2 separate regions of the Homo sapiens genome follow, and region 1 is linked to region 2. The links are chromatin loops, found by intact Hi-C in ENCODE. Cell type or tissue: dorsolateral prefrontal cortex. All regions are shown on one strand. Each heading gives the region's core, and the rest is flanking DNA. Links, peaks and the distances in the headings are about the cores only.

Evidence for each region. A loop is a pair of places that touch in the nucleus more often than their neighbours do. Peaks named below come from ENCODE experiments on the same cell type or tissue, not always from the same donor. Only the 100,000 strongest peaks of a DNase experiment are listed, where the experiment ranks them.
Region 1: a loop joins it to region 2, with 6 times the contacts of the local background. A loop is called at or near these places in 37 of 110 quality-filtered maps.

Annotation. Positions count from the first base shown.
Region 1 is chr18:61,497,670-61,506,154 of GRCh38, forward strand. It overlaps CDH20 (cadherin 20), which reads left to right. Exons shown (of 12, transcript NM_031891.4): 3 at 1,517-1,811; 4 at 2,714-2,833; 5 at 5,284-5,451. Among named protein-coding and RNA genes, the nearest start is that of CDH20, 170 kb to the left of the region's middle. In dorsolateral prefrontal cortex, for the core only: CTCF peaks have their summits at 5,017 (motif pointing left) and 5,219; a DNase peak (open chromatin) is centred at 4,992; H3K27ac peaks cover 1,354 bases.
Region 2 is chr18:61,085,511-61,093,995 of GRCh38, forward strand. No RefSeq gene overlaps it. Among named protein-coding and RNA genes, the nearest start is that of CDH20, 240 kb to the right of the region's middle. In dorsolateral prefrontal cortex, for the core only: a CTCF peak has its summit at 3,366 (motif pointing right); a DNase peak (open chromatin) is centred at 1,351; H3K27ac peaks cover 611 bases.

The sequences.
Region 1 (8,485 bases), core at 365-8,364, 410 kb after region 2:
TGATCCCAGTGAACCTTCAGAATAAGTATTAGTGCTGTCCTCACACTTATAAGGAAATTAATGGTTATAAACATAAAATAACTCATCAAGGGCCCTGAATTTATAGCTGGCCTAGACAGTGTTCAGGCCAGATATATTGGCCTCCCTGCCCCAAGCCTAATCCTGGCTGTTTTATCAAATAATCTCATGAACTTCACCCTGGACTATGCAAAGTGCTAACAACCCAGGCAACAATGGAGTGGCTGACTAAATTTAACTAACTGTTTTGTTACCACCTTTAGAAAGAGACCATTACCTATAGGGTTGCTCAAAATTACAGGGTTCTTGCCACCCATACATACTATCTGCAATTAATTAGATATTACAGATGCAGAAATATGTTTATAGGCCTGAGATTTTAAAAATATAGTACTCCTGGACTCCTTTTGAGAGTTATTAAAAGTATTCTGGCTGGGCGTGGTGACTCACACCTATAATCCCAGCACTTTGGGAGGCCGAGGCAGGTAGATCACCTGAGGTCAGGAGTTCAAGACCAGCCTGACCAACGTGGCCAAACCCCCACTCTACTAAAAATATAAAAACTAGCCAGGCATTGTGGTGCATGCCTGTAGTCCCAGCTACTTGGGAGCCTGAGGCAGGAGAATCGCTTCAACCTGGGAGGTGGAGGTTGCAGTGAGCTAAAATCATGCCACTGCACTCCAGCCTGGGTGACAGGGCGAAACTCTGTCTCAAAAAAAAAAAAAAAAAAAAAAAAGGATTCTGAGAGCAAATATAGCTGCATGGTCAGATAAAAGCATGTCCCTAACTCAACCATCCACATATAGATTTAAGTGACTCAGTTATGAACCCAAGAACCAGTCCCATCTAAAGGAGACACACACCGATGTAAAGAATCATAACCAGCAGTTAAATTCCATTTGACACCTGAAACACAAGCCCAGTCCTACCGAATGAAACTACAGAACTAGGATCACAGAATGGGAGGAAGAATCCACGGAGGTCATTCACTTTTCTCACTGCAGTGCCCTTAACCTTTTTATAAACTACTTCCATCAGCTTATCAGCCAACTTGAATTGTCATAAAACTGTTTGATACTCCAAAACTTACGGCAATTTCTTCATTTTAACACGTTTAGGCTTATCCATTTTATTTTTATTTTTCTTAAGTGGAAAGGCAGGAATCCTCCTTATTAAATTTGTTCTTATTCTAACATTGGGGATCTTCACTTTCCAGAGTTCCTGTTTTCCATACTTATCAGGGAGAAGAATTTTGTTTAAATAATGGTAAGTTCAGGATACAGAATGGGACATGGAAAATTTTACTTAATCAACCTACACCCACTCCTTGATACAATCGTGTCCAATGCATACTAGTTCTTTGTCGACAAACTTATTAAACATTTGAAAAATCTCCTTATGTAAAGGGAGGTTATAAGTTTGTAACAAACTGAAAATCAATGTGTTTTCTGACACCTGTTGACATTCATGATGAGAATTAGGTGCTTTCCTCTCCCAGCTTCATTCAGATATGGACAGGGGAGACGGATCCATCAAATACATCCTCTCGGGAGAAGGTGCTGGCATCGTGTTTACCATCGACGACACCACTGGAGACATCCACGCCATTCAGAGGCTCGACCGAGAGGAAAGAGCCCAGTATACTCTAAGGGCTCAAGCCCTAGACAGGCGGACGGGCAGGCCAATGGAGCCCGAGTCAGAGTTCATCATCAAAATTCAAGACATCAATGACAATGAGCCCAAGTTCCTGGACGGACCTTATGTGGCCACTGTGCCAGAAATGTCCCCTGTGGGTAAGGTGGTGACTCGCTGATTTTCACAAATAGCACCTCCTATATATATACACACACACACACATATGCACATGCACACACACATGTAGATACACATATATTCAGAACAGGAGAGCATGAGAGGAGAAGCTCACCAATTATAAAGCAACCAAAAATGACGACCAAGCCCTTTGGCTGGCAGGAAGCTATATAGACATTGGAATCAACCAGAGCAAGTAATAATAATAAGCCTATTAATGTTTTTTAGTTCTGATTCTTTAAAAACAAAATATTAGCTAGACAGATTTGTTTCATAAGGGAGAAATATTTTGTTATTATCAAAAGAGCAATAGGGTTAGGCGCGGTGGCTCACGCCTGTAATCCTAGAACTTTGGGAGGCTGAGGCAGGTGGATCACAAGGTCAGGAGATCCTGGCCAACATGGTGAAACCCCGTCTCTACTAAATACCCTGTCTCTACTAAAACACCAAAAAAATTAGCCTGGTGTGGTGGTGCGCACCTATAGTCCCAGCTACTCAGGAGGCTGAGGCAGGGGAATCACTTGAACCCGGGAGGTGGAGATTTCAGTGAGCTGAGATCACGCCACTGCACTCCAGCCTGGCGACAGAGTGAGACTCCATCTTAAAAAAAAAAAAAAAAAAAAAAAAAAAAAAAAAAAAAAAAAAAAAAAGCAATGAAGAGCCCAAAGGCTGTGTCCTTATCAGTCATTCAGAATTTAAAGCACAAATAACTCTTATCCCTACTAAACAGGTACAAGATAAGAGTTATGGAAGCTTGACCTAGAAAGGGGACTCTCCCAATGAAGCAAACACATTTGCAAATGCTTTAAGATGGACCGCTCAGGATTGCATCCAGCCTTTAGCTATTAGACTTGAACAGGTTTCTACCTCTTCTCTTCCCCAGGTACCTCCGTCATCCAAGTGACAGCCACAGATGCAGATGACCCGACCTACGGCAACAGTGCCAGGGTGGTGTACAGCATTCTTCAGGGCCAGCCATATTTTTCTGTGGACTCTAAAACAGGTATCTGATACAAGGGTCGAGTCAGAGGTGTTTATTCCCTGATAATTTATAACTGCTGCTATGACAGACCCAACTCTCCTTTTTAAGGACTCTCCAGGGAGTGTATTAACCAGAGAAGACTGCTCTTAGCTTTAGGATTAAGAGAGCAAACTAGCACTGCCCTGACAGGTAAGAGCAGCACTATGCATAGACAGTGAGCAGTGTCTGATTGGAGAGGCAAAAAGCCCCTCTGCGCAAACACACACAAAATAACTCCCCAATAGCCTTCAAAAAATCCTATGGTTATATTTATTCCCAGGGACTAAGGTCTTTTATAACCCCATGAAGACCCAACAGGATTGACACATTCACCTGGGTCATTAGAGAACTAGAAGCATTGATTGTGAAACTGGAAAGAGCCTTGGGGGAATCATCCAGTCCATCACCATTTGCTTATCAGATAAAGCAATTGGGAAATTGAGAGCTACTAAAGTTCATCTAGTGTAGAGAGGTCTCTTGACATGTGGTCTGATGTTCTTTCTATTGAACCAACCACTGTGCACTCAGCAGAGAAGTCCAAAATGAATGGTTGCTGGGGCAGACAGGTTTTGATGAGGGAGGAAAGACCAGGTGGGATGTGGCCCCCAAAAGGCAGGTCCTGATTGGGAAGCTCTCACAGGGAGGACATCAGAGAGAACTGAATGGGCGAGGAGCAATGCGGCAGAAAAGACAAACAGGAGTTTGGTGTTTTGTTTGCTTATTTATTTCTGTCTTACCCGAGAGCTTTGACTACAGAATTTACCTTTGGATGTATGAAAGATTTCATTTAATATGTTTGAGCTTGGCAAAGTTATTGTGATATCATTATTATCTTATACTTGTGCCAGGCTTCCCCTCTTATTAATACTTTCATAAACATTGCCATATTTGAGCTTCCCAATAATCTTGTAAACTAGCAAAAGATATAGGAAGTATTATTACTTCCATTTTATATGAGGGTAAACATGGGACCTAGGAGTAATTAACAAGGAACTTGAGTAAAGAAACTTACAGCCACAGAATAAAGTTAATGGTGAACACTCAAAGTCACCTCTTTATTTGAAAAAGAAAAAATACATTTCTATTATTAGCAACCTGATCGAATTTTTTTCCCAGAAGTCCTGAGGGAAACCAGACATTCAGAAAATTGTATCATAAAAGTAGTAAGGGAGTGTAAATTAGGAGGAGGAAAGAAAAAAGATTGCAGTTAGAGACTTCTATAAAACAGTAACTTTAACAATTCTACTAAGGGCAAGGGGGAGAATGAAGAGAGGAAGGGTGCCCACAGGGAGGAAAAATGCAGGGAGGAAGAGGGTAATGTGTCCTTTATATCCTAAGAAGAGTCTTAGATTATTTTGACAGCTCCCGGGGGGCATCTGTAGTGTTAAGGTCAAAAATACATGAACAGAGAGTTATAGCTGTGCCCATGGGGGGCCTTTTAAAAAAGAAAATGCTGCATATATCACTGGAGAATGTTATACTACAATGCAATATATACATTATAGGGGTAAACTGGGGACGGATTATTGTTCCCAGTCCCTTCCATTTTCATGCAAAAGGTCTATCTAGCCAAGAGTCATGTTGTAAAGCTGTAGTAAGTAAGCCTTTAATCTTTGCCTACAGTGTAGAGAAGTCAACTTTTTTAAGTTGCAGGGTTAAAAGGGAGACAAAACATTACTGTACAGGCTTGGCAGGATCACAACACATTTCAACGGATTTGGTGTAGGCCTCTCTTCTTAAATGAAACCGTATCTGCTGCTTGCTCTCTGGGGAAATTCATATCTTATGCATGGTAAAAATAAACAGCTCACAGAGCATCTTTCATGTCCTAGCTCACAAAATTAAAAGCACAGAGGTAAACAGAAGAATGTCACAAAACAGAATGAATATGTAACAACAGGAAAATCCAATTAGAATTCCAACCCTGCTTACAGGTAGTAGGGAAGCAAGAAAAAGCAGGAATGAGTTACCTAAAGAAGAGCCATTCACACTACAAGGGCTCTAGGGGCTGAAGAAACTGAGGGAGAATTATCTAAATTCACAGATTTGTAGACTTATGAGGCTTTGTTTTCTGGACCCAAAGCCCCCAGTTTTCCTTGGTGAGACAGCACTGTCTGAAATCGCCTTGGACCACAATTTCCCAGATCTGTAAGAGAAACATTGCTGCCACCTCCTGTTCACTTTCAGTAATGTTGCCAGAAGAAACCAGCCCTCTGAGCTCTTCCTGCTGGAATAAAAGTTTTCATTCACCACTGGTTTCAGTACAGCCCATTTTTGAAGCTGAGATTTTTTTACCTCAAATTTAAAAGCACAGGTGACTTGCACCTCACTTCTAGGCATTAATGGTGCACCAGGGAGACACCTAGAAACCAATCTTTAAAAACTGGACCTGTGGTTTTATTTTTATAAACAAAGTCATTTCTATCCTCCAGGTGTAATTAGGACAGCGCTCATGAACATGGACAGAGAAGCCAAAGAATACTACGAAGTGATTATCCAAGCCAAGGACATGGGAGGGCAGCTTGGAGGATTAGCTGGGACCACAACAGTCAACATCACCCTCTCAGATGTCAATGATAACCCACCCCGCTTTCCCCAGAGTGAGTACCTAACCCAAGAGAGCACAGACCTCGGGCCCAGAGGGACGCACCCGTTGCAGAGGTGCGGGAGAAAGCCCAGTTTGAGTTTCCTCATTAAATTCAATTATCCATAGATTCCTTTCTTACATTCATCATGCAATTCTCGCATAACTATTTGCCTTCAGTGTTCCAGCTTCCCATAGTACTAAACCAGGATTTCTCAAACATATTTTTCCATTTTCTCCTCCCTGTGGAATCTTTTTAGACTTTCTTTCCTGATTGCCACGCCCACCCACCCCACATAAAATGCAATACTAAGGAATAAGTTTTGTTGGGTAGAACTGACCTTTAGTGGGCCACAAACTAGTAATGCTGAGACTTTTTTCATCACAGCCCTGGAAACCTATTTTTGCCCCCAGGGGGCCATATTGATCCATTGAGAATGCATTCACTGATACCCAAAGCTGTAGATGGACACACCTGCCCATGTGACGATCTTCACCAATCACTCCAGTAGGTACCAAGCACTTGCTTGGTGAGACCCCTGGACATGAAGGGCACAGGAGGCTTGGAATCCTGTCTCTGCCCTTGTGAAGCTTCAAATCCACTTGGGAGGACACATCCTACACACAAGAAAAATTAAACCGTAGTAGCATTTGCTGCCACTTGAACAGTGCAAGATGATGCCTTCACACAAACTGAGATGAATGAAGCCTCCACAGAAGGATGAGATTTCAACAGGGGGCTAAAGAATATAACAGGTTTACATAGGCAGAAAAGAAAACATTCCAGAAGGGGAAGTCATTCATTTACTTATTCATTCAAAAAATATTTATTCCAGGCACTATTCTATGAATGGAACACAAAGCTGTATACAGACAAAACAACGTCTCTACCATCCTGGAGCTCATTTGAGTAAAAACCTGAATGGAAGAAAAAAAAAACTGCTGCCTGGAAATAAGTTTTCACTGTCACTTTACGTTCAAAGACTCCTAAAATTAAAACCTGCTCTTTCAAATGTGCTGTATCTCCAGTGGAAGCCATAGAAACGTTTTTGAGCAAGAGGGAGACATAAAGAAAGGCTAATTTGGTAGCCATGTAGAGGAGGGGTTGGCAAGGGCAGAGACTAGGAGCAGGGGAGTCGGTTAGGAGGCATTTAGAGTGGTCCAGACTTGAACTGCTAAGGACTTAAGGAAATAGCAGGATGAGTGGAATGGGACAAATGAGGAAACATGGACTTCTGCCTCTTGATTTCCTGGCTAAGGGAACCATGGCAGAGGGTGGAGTCAAAGATGACAATGACGTTTTCACTCTGGATGACAGGGAGAAGGATTGTACTACTAATAAAAATAGAGGACGCATAATGGAACGAGTGGCAGTGAAGGAGGGAGACAAATTCAGATTTGAATATGAAGTGACAGCAGGACAATCAGGTTGAATGTCCTTAAGGAAAGTGGAAATATAGAGCTATGAACGTGGAACAGAGCCCAGGAATGAAGACGTAAGTTTGAGAAGCAGATGCCTGAAGGAAGCAGCGGGAGAAATGAGAGCAGGAAGTGCAATTCCAGGTGAAACACTTAGCTAGGGAAACGGGGCTTAAAAAAGAAAAACTAAACTAAAAGGAGGAAGAGTCTAGCCAGACTAGCCAGACTGTCAGATGAATAGTTGCATTTTGAATCAGCCAGACCAAGCTAACCTTCCCTTGTATCTATGTAAACACAGGAGATCTCAAATATTTACATGCAAATGGAATACACAAAGTCCCCATGAGCATTCATGATGGAAAAAGCAGGATACTAGATAAGCATTTCACAAAGGGTGCAAGTAACTAAGTTCCTAAGTTGCTTGGTCCAACAGTGCAGAATTCGTATTCTGCATCACAGAACAGTTTGTGAAATGCCACATGGATGGACTTTGTATTGCTTTGGTGATTCTGTGGGTTCCATCTTCATTACTTCATGAAGGGCTCATATTACTCACACTATAGACTATAAATTCTTGAACACCCTTGAACTACTTGGCTTTTTACATTTGACACTAGACAGGTGTCTCTGATGGAGGCAGAAGGGACAGTAGAACCAGCTAATTACATAGCTCAGGTTATTACATAGCTCAAAGGTAGATGGATTCGGACATATTGCCGGGAGTCATGTTACCCCAAACATGGCAGCTTCACAATAGCAGAACACTATACAAGGATTACTGGGGTTTTAGTCTTGCCTCCGAAACCAATATCTTTTTTTTTTTTTTTTTTTTGAGACAGGGTCTTGCTCTGTCACCCAGGCTGGACTGCAGTGGTGCAATCACAGCTCACTGTAGCCTCAACCCCCAGGCTCAAGCAATCCTCCCACCTCAGCTCCTGAATAGCCAGAACTACAGGTGCACACCACCATGCCCAGCTAATTTTTATATTTTTTATAGAGATGGGATTTTGTCATGTTGCCCAGGCTGGTCTTGAACTCCTGGGCTCAAATCATCTGCCTTCCTCAGGCTCCCAAGGTGCTGATATTACAGGCATGAGCCACCACACCCAGCCTCAAGCCAACATCTTAATACCATTCTAAAGCACACATTTTAAGTTGTCACTTTTTCAAAATATAGTTTTAATGGAGACTCCAGGATAGAGTGGAAGCATGGATTATGTTTCATGGAAGACAAAAGAGAAATATAAAAAAGTTTAAATCTCTGTGTCTCTATGCATTCTACACACGTTATCGCTGCTTCCTCTTTTTTGACCTTTTAAAACTTTGCATTCTCTCTTCATTAAATAGTTCCCCATCTATTTGCTAAAACTAAGTTTAGATGACCTTGATATTCCATAAACCTATCTTGGCTATACTCTTATGCCTAATTAATCTAATGAGTCTTCATTGTAGGAATTCCATTTTGCTTCTTTTTCACAAATATTACTATAACTGATTGTGGAATGTTGACAAAATGATACACCTACTATTTTACATTGAATAAGCTAAGCCACCTTTAATAGAACCAAATATAATGAAACATCAAGATCTCAAGCTATTTATTTATAATATAATGTATCATGTAGAAATTG
Region 2 (8,485 bases), core at 102-8,101:
CAAGAATGCCTTCACTTCTGACACCAATTATAAGTTTGGTGGGGTGGGGAGGGGGTGGTGTTTAGTAATCCACTAGAACTTATAAACATCACTGAAATCTGTTATCCTCATGGTTACAGTTTATTACAAGGAAATAGTTTTAAAACAGCCAAGGGAAGAGACACACAAGGCAGATAGTCCAGGAGGAGTCCTATTACCAGAAATCCCAGTTGTCCTCTCCTCTGGAACCAGAAACAGTGCTACCTCCTCCTGGCCATGATGTGACAATGTACATGGGATATGGCCAACCAGGGAAGCTCACTGGAGCCTTTGCTGACCATAGGCTTTATTGGGCTAATCCCATACTCCCCAAATGACAGACAAGTACTCAGTCCTTCCAGAGGTTGGAACTTAGTCTCCAGTTCCTCCAGAGATGGGAATTGATACACCCTGCCTCAAAGCCCCATCATAAATCACACTGTTAATCTGTCCAGTGAACAAAGCCCTTAGGCAAAAAAAGATACTCCCATCAGACAGGATATTTGAGGAACCCAGGGATCACCTCTCAGTAGCTGAGGACAAAAGCCAGACCTCTCTCTGGGTAAGGTTAATTCTTCACTACACAACAGAATTTTAAGTGTCAAATCCAGGCAATGCCAATTCACTTTAGTGAAATAGCTATTCCATTTATTTTCTTAAATTACTAATGAAAAATAATATTTTAACAACTTCTCTACACAGGTCCCTAGTTATATGATGAATATTTCTTGCTTTACTTCAGTTTCACTGGTGTGTAAATAATTAATGAGGCACAGCTCACAGATTGATGTTCATATTTATTAGTTTTTGTTCTTTTGCTACACATGCCCTGTGTAATCTTTGATAATCACTCAAGTTATTGAAAAAGGGTTTGCAGAGCCTTGATATTATTTGCTTATTAATCTGTGACAAACCATAAAATTGAATATTTTCACCATGACTACCTCATGGAATTTGCTCACTTTGTCTCTGATTTAAGTAGCAATGCACAATGCCAACAGCTTTTAAAAGTGTCTTTTTTGGGGAACAGAACTATATGAATATCATCTTTTTTTTCATTGGAGATATACAAAAGGAACTGAAATGTTCTTTAAAAATACAATCACTGATATGGTTTGGATCTGTGTCCCCACCAAATCTCATGTTGAATTGTAAGACGCAGTGTCGCAGATGAGGCCTGGTGGGAATTGTTTGGGTCAAGGGGGCAGATTCCTCATGGCTTGGTGCTGTCTTTGCTAATGTGAGTGAGTTCTCCCAAGATCTGGTTATTTAAAAGTGTGGCATCTCTACCCGCCTACTTTCTCTCTTGCTCCTGCTTTCGCCATGTGATGTGCCTTCTCCCACTTCACCATCTGTCATGAGTGAATCTCTCTGAGACCTCTCCAGAAGCCAAGCAGGTGCCCACTGTCATGCTTCCTGTACAATCTGCAGAACCATGAGCCAATTAAACCTATTTTCTTTATAAATTACCCAGTCTCAGCTATTTCTTTATAGCAATGCAAGAATGGCCTAATAACATTCTTTAGCTTTGACTTGAGGAATTGTGTCTCATGCCTATTCAGTATAGTCCTGCTGATACGAGATGCCAAATATTTGAAACTGGCCAGCAAAAAATCTTCTTGAGACAACATGCTGAGGGTTCAAACTACATCTCTAAGTGATGATAAACTTGCACTAAAATTAAGAATTTGGCAGTGGCTTCAGCATGTACATCCTCAGTTTGATCGAATCTGGCTGTATTTTTGGCTACTATAAATGTATGCTCCCAAGAGTTTTCATGCTTCTTTTATTTTCTCATAGTAGTAAATATCCAACTTGTGTGCCACCTCTTCATGAAGCATCCTCCTGGACAATGCTTTTTTAGAATTGAGCACATGCAAATGAAGAATTAGGAAGATGTTGGTGAAGAAATAATCCTTTCCTGCCTCTCTCCTAGCTCTCTGTGGCTGTCAATATTCCTTGGCCTGTAGATTCATCTCTCTACTATCTGCCCCTGTAAACACATTCTCCCTATGTGCCTCCCTGTGTAGCTCTGTCTTCACATGGCTGTCTTATAATGACACCTGTCATTTATTCTCACTTCTGGAGGACAGGTGTCTGAAATCAAGGTTTCAGCAGAGCCAGTCTCCCCCAAGAGACTTTGAGAAGGATTCTCCCAAGAATTATTTCTTGCCTTTCCAATTTCTGGAGGCTCCAGGCTCTCCTTGGCTCATAGTGGCATAACTCTCATCTCTGCCTACATCCTCACCTGGTCTCTCTCTTATGTCTTTCCCTCTTATTTTATAAGGAAACTCACTATTATATTTGGGGCCTACCCTATAATCTTATCTTTGGATCCTTAATTTAATTATAACTGCAATCAGATCATATTTACAAGGTCCAGGTGGACACCTTTTGGGGGGCCACCACTGAGTCCACTACAACAACAACAAAAAACTAGTATCCAGAAAACATTATGAAATTACATAAATTAGCAAGATGAAGACAAAAACATCATTAAAAATCAGCCCCCTCACCCCCAGAAAGAAAGCAAAGCAACCTTTAAACATATAGTTTACAGAAGGCATTTCACACAACCCATACAAATATTGAAAGAAGCTCAACCTCATTAGCAGTTTCCCTATAACAACTTTTCACAGTCTATGGTGAGTGACTCCTTGTTAGCCTGATTCTCCTCTAGACTGTAAGTTTCTCACCTGTCATTTTCACACTTGCATCACCTCCACCTGGTACATAGTCTGGACATCATTATGTTGTCCATTGGATAATCAGATTATTTGATCAGATAATCGCCTACCCTCCCAGTAGTTTTGATGATAAAAGGAAAGCGAATAATAGGTAAACTCAGGAAGAAACTTGCAGCTGCTAGTATCTGAGCATCTGACAAGATAAGCATGAGGGTTGGCAGGAAGGGGAGACTTATTGGAGTGGAGAAGATATAGGGTGCAATGATAAAATCCATTATGTACCATTTTTCTGTGGTTACCTTGACTCACAGGCCAATATTCTCCACACATAGTGCAGCCGCCCAAGTGTGGAGCGGAGAAAACGTTTTCTCTCCCAGTGTTCCAAATCTGTCCTTCCTTGTCTGAAACTCTCCCACTTTGTGACAGCAATCCTCCGCTGCCCCTGATGCTTTAGGTCTACACACAACTCGGAGTCAGACAACTTGGGTTCATGTCTTGGTTCTGCAACCGGCTAAAAGCCAACATGTGCAAATCACTATAAAAATGAAGGCTACATGGGATAATCTCTAAGGTTACCCACAATTCTGACATTCTACATAGATGCTTACCTATCCCCTCAAACGTGAAGGCCTGGGAAACATGTGTCTGAAGTTCCAAAAGTCACCAGCAGATGGCCCACATTCTCAGTTTTGGCTTAGATCCAAATAAGATGGAGAGAGAGAGAGAGAGAGAGAGAGAGAGAGAGAGAGAGTGTGTGTGTGTGTGTGTGTGTGTGTGTGTGTGTGTGTGTGTGTATCAGTTTCAGATTCAAGTAATGACATTTGACATTCAGAATTAAATAATGAGGTGAAGGTGCCTCATTCTCAGAAAATGTTTAGTCAGCCCGCACAATAACTCCATACTCCCTACTCTCCAGCTAAGGAAGTCTTGGTGCAGAGGGATTATGAAATTCAGGTTTCCCCAGAAGTTAAAGATCAGCCTGGGCAACATAGGGAGACCTTCGTCTCTACAAATAATATGAAAAATAATATGAAAAATAGCATATGTCTGGGTCCCAGCTACTAGGGAGGCTGAGATGGGAGGATGGTTTGAGCCTGGGAGTTTGAGGCTGCAGTGAGCTATGTTTGCACCACTGCACTCCAGCCTGGAAGACAGAGTAAGATCCTGTCAGAGGAAAGAAAAAGAAAGAATGAGGAGAAATAAGAAGGAAGAAAGAAGGAAGGGAAAGAAAGAAAATAAATGTAGGCTTCAGAGCTACTCAGTGTTTAAGTCAGGATTTGAAACTAATATTCTAACATATTAGAGAGTTTCTTTAGCACCTCCAATATACTATAACCCTCCTCTTAGACAACATTTAAATAAATATCACATATTAAAAACCATAACTTATGTGACTTACTTTTAATAGACATTTAAAATAGAAACAATTGCCCTTTTAAAGCTAATTCTCATTACACTATGTAACATTTTTTCATCCATATGTTATCTTGGTATTACCCTACCTGCTGCCTCACCACCATCTCCACCATACACACTGCTTAAATATAAAGGGAAAGGAACTATACAAGAGTGACTTAACAGATTAGTGCTGATACTCTTCTGTCTCTTCTTTAGAAGTTTCTTGTAGTCTACACCAGAATGTCATTGATATAGTATATTAGTATAGAATAGCACTTAAATTACCCCAAAGTGGATTTTCTAATAGGTGATGAGATAGAATAAACTTGTTTTTTTTAAAAATGCTATTTTTTAGAGTAGTTCATAACGAAATTGAAAGGTTGGTATGGGGATATCTCATCTATCCCCTACCCTCCTACATGTACAGCTTCCCCCATTATCAACATCCCCAACCAAAGTGCTAGATTTGTTACAATTGATGCATCTACACTGACACATCACAATTACCCAAAGTCCATGGTTTACATTAGGGTTTGCTCGTGGTGGTGTACATTCTATGGGTCTGGACAAATGTATAATGACATGTATGCACCAGTCTAGCATCATACAGAGTATTTTCACTGCCCTGAAAATCCTCTGTTCTCAGCCTATTCATCTTTCCTTTCCGCCAACCCCTGACAACCACTGATCTTTTTACCCTCTCCACAGTTTTTCCAGGACGTCATATAGTTGGAATCATACAGTATCTAGCCTTTTCACGTTGACTTCTTTCACTTAGTAATACGCATTATTAAGTTTACTCCATATATTTTTATGGCTTGGTTGCTCATTTCTTTTTAACACTAAATAACATTGATTGTTTGGATGTATCACAGTTTATTTATTCATTCACGTGCTGAAGGACACCTTGGTTGCTTCCAATTTTTGGCAATTATGAATAAAGCTGCTATAAATATTTATGTGCAGGTTTTTGTGTAGACATGTTTTCAACTTCTTGGCATAAACACCAAGGAGTATGATTACTGGATCTTTTGGCAAGAGTATGCTAGTTTTGTAAGAAACTGCCAAACTGTTTTCAAAAGTGACCGTGTCATTTTTCATTTCCACCAGTGACGAATAAGAGTTCTTGATGCTCCACATTCTCGCCAACATTTGATGTTGTCAATGTTTTCAATTTTCCCATTCTAATAGGCCATATCTTATTGTTGATTTAATTTGCATTTCCCTGATGACATACGATGTGAAGCATTTTTTCTTATTTTTTTTTTGCCATATGTTTATCTTCTTTGGTGAGGTATTTTTTTTTAACATCTTTGGACCATTTTTTAAGCAGGTTGTTTGTTTTCTTATTGTTGAGTTTTAAGACTACTTAGTATATTTTGGATACAGTCCCTTATTAGATAGGGTTTTTCAAACATTTTCTCCAAGTCTGTGTATTGTCTTTTCATTCTCTTGACAGTGTCTCTTGCAAAACAGAAAATGTTAATTTTAATTAAATCTTGCTTACCAATTCTTTCATTCATGGGTTGTGTCTTTGATGTCATATCTATAAGCTATTGCCAAAATCAAGGTCGTCTAGATTTTGTCCTATGTTATCTCCTGGGATTTTTATAGTTTTGCATTTTACATTTAGGTCTGCAATCAATTTTGAGCTAACTTTTGTGAGGGATTTAAGTTCTGTGTTTACATTCTTTTTTTTTGCATATGGATATACTGTTTTTTTCAGCACTATTTGTTGAAAAGACTGTCTTTGCTTCACTGCATCGCCTTTATTTCTTTGTCAAAGAACAGTTGACCATATACATGTAACCACTAAGCATGTTAGCTGTAAATTTTATATAGATATCCTTTATCAAGTTGATGAGTTCCCTTTTATTTGAAATATACTGAAAAATTTTATCATAAATGAGTGTTAGATTTTGTCAAATGCTTTTTTGTGTCTATTGACATGATCACGTGATTTAACTTCTTTAAGCTGTTGATGTGAAGGGTTATATTAATTAGTTTTCTAATGTTAAACCAGCTTTGCATGCCTGAGATAAATTTTACTCATAGTATATATTGTTTTTATACATTGTTGAATTCTGTTTGCTAATATTTTGTTGAGGATTTGACATCTATATTCATGAGAGATAGTGGTCTGTAGTGTTATTTTATTGTAACACCTTTGTCTTTGTCTGTTTTGGTATCAGGGTAATGCTGGCCTAATATAATGAGTTAGCAAATATTAACTCTGCTTCTATCTTCTCAAAGAGATTATAGAGCACTGATAGATTTTCTTCCTGAAATGTCTGGTGGAATTCACCATTGAGTATGTAGGGTCCTGTTGCTTTCCATTTTGAAAGGTTATTAATTATTGATTCAATTTCTTTAATAGATGTAGGCCTATTCATATTGCTTATTTCTTCTTCTCTGAGTTTTGTAAGGGGCACACTGCGTCATTCAAGAACTCTTTCCATTTTATCTAGGTTATCAAATTTGTGGGCATAGAGTTGCTCATAATATTCCTTTATTATCCATTTAACATCCATGGGATCTGTAGTAATGACCTCTGTTTCATTTTTCATTTGTATACTAGTAATGTGTGTCTTCTGTCTCCTTTTCCTAGTTAGCCTCACTAGAGTCTTATTGATTTTATTGATATTCAAATAACCAGCTTTGGTTTTATTTATTTTCTCTATTGATTTCCTATTTTCAATTTGATTGATTTCTGATGTACTATTAATTATTTCCTTTCTTCTGCATACTTTGAATTTAATTTGTTCTTCTTTTTCTGGTTTCATAACATGAAAGCTTAAATTATTTATTTTGGGTCTTTCTTCTTTTCTAATATATGTGTTCAATGCTATAAACTTCCCTCTGATCACTGTTTTTGCTACATCCCACAATTTTTGATAAGTTATACTTTCACTTGTATTAGTTAAAAATATTTTTAACTAATGAAATATTTTAAAATTTCTCTTGACACAAACCTTGGTCCTGGTCCTTTACCATTTTGGAGTCACAGATTAGATTCTTAAGAATCTGACAAACCCACAGAATTCAATAATGTTTAAACAAGGCCACAGCAACAACAAGACCACAGCAGCAACAACACAATTAATGTAGTCTCAGGGGGTTCATCGGTCATAGGTTTAAACATCATGCTCTAGAGTTTATTGGCCATTAAACACTTCCTTATAAGTCTGAGATAACATACTTTTACCGGAGTATATTATGGACAAAAATATGGACTGTCTGGGTATTTAGAAACCTTCTTTGCACCATTTTATTGTGGTTATTACATTGCTCTCCCTTCTTTAATTCTTAGATCTTGTAGAGGTCCTTTTAAGTTGAACCTAGTAACTCCTATTTTCCTCAACAAAAATCAAAGGCCACATTTGTTGGAATCACTGCCATCTGTACAAATATGCTCCAACGGAAGTGGAACCCAAAGGGAAAAGAAAAAGAAAGAGACATTTTGTTTGTTTTAATTTTACTGATTGATTGATTGATTGATGGGAGACAGAGTCTCACTCTCTTACCCGGGCTGGAGTGCAGTGCCATGATCACGGCTTACTGCAACCTCTGCCTCCCGGGTTCAAGCAATTCTTGTGCCTCAGCCTCCTGAATAGCTGGCATTACAAGCAAGCACCACCATGTCCAGCTAATTTTTGTATTTTTAGTAGGACTTGGATTTCACCATGTTGGCCAGGCTGGTCTTGAACTCCTGACCTCAAATGATCCACCCACCTCACCCTCCCAAACTGCTGGGATTACAGGTGCGAGACACCGCGCCTGACCGAAAGAGACATTTTAAAACTCCAACATATACTAACTAACTAAATCTACGTCAACATCGTAACATTGGAGCACTGATAAAGTTGAAAAACCACTAGCTTCTAAGTCTTCCTTATTTTGAGACCTGCCCTATTCTTTGCTTATAATAACAGACGGCCTGTTTACTTACAACAACAAGAATAATAAAATAAATTCATAATGTTGATCTGAAGAGCACCCTGTCTGAAAGGTGAATTCCTCCTGGAGCGCCATATTTTTGTTTTTCACATTTTAGACTGCATCAATTCCATATTGAGAAAAATATATTGGAATTCTCTTATTTATCTTGTATTGTAAGTTGAAGATAACAGAAGCCTAAAAATATTTATCAACCAGGTAACTTTTTAAAAGTCCTAATGCTAAGGATGAAGTTTTGGGTTGCTTTATTCAGTGACTATATATAAAATGTATACTCAGGTCTTATTTCACTTAGAGAAAGTTTGTAATATTGAAAAGAATATCTAAGGACAAAGATATACCTATGTAAAACTTCTCAGTTCAATTGCCCCACATGCTTAAAAAAATAGAAGATTAAGTTGCTAGGTTTTTATTGAATAAAAAAT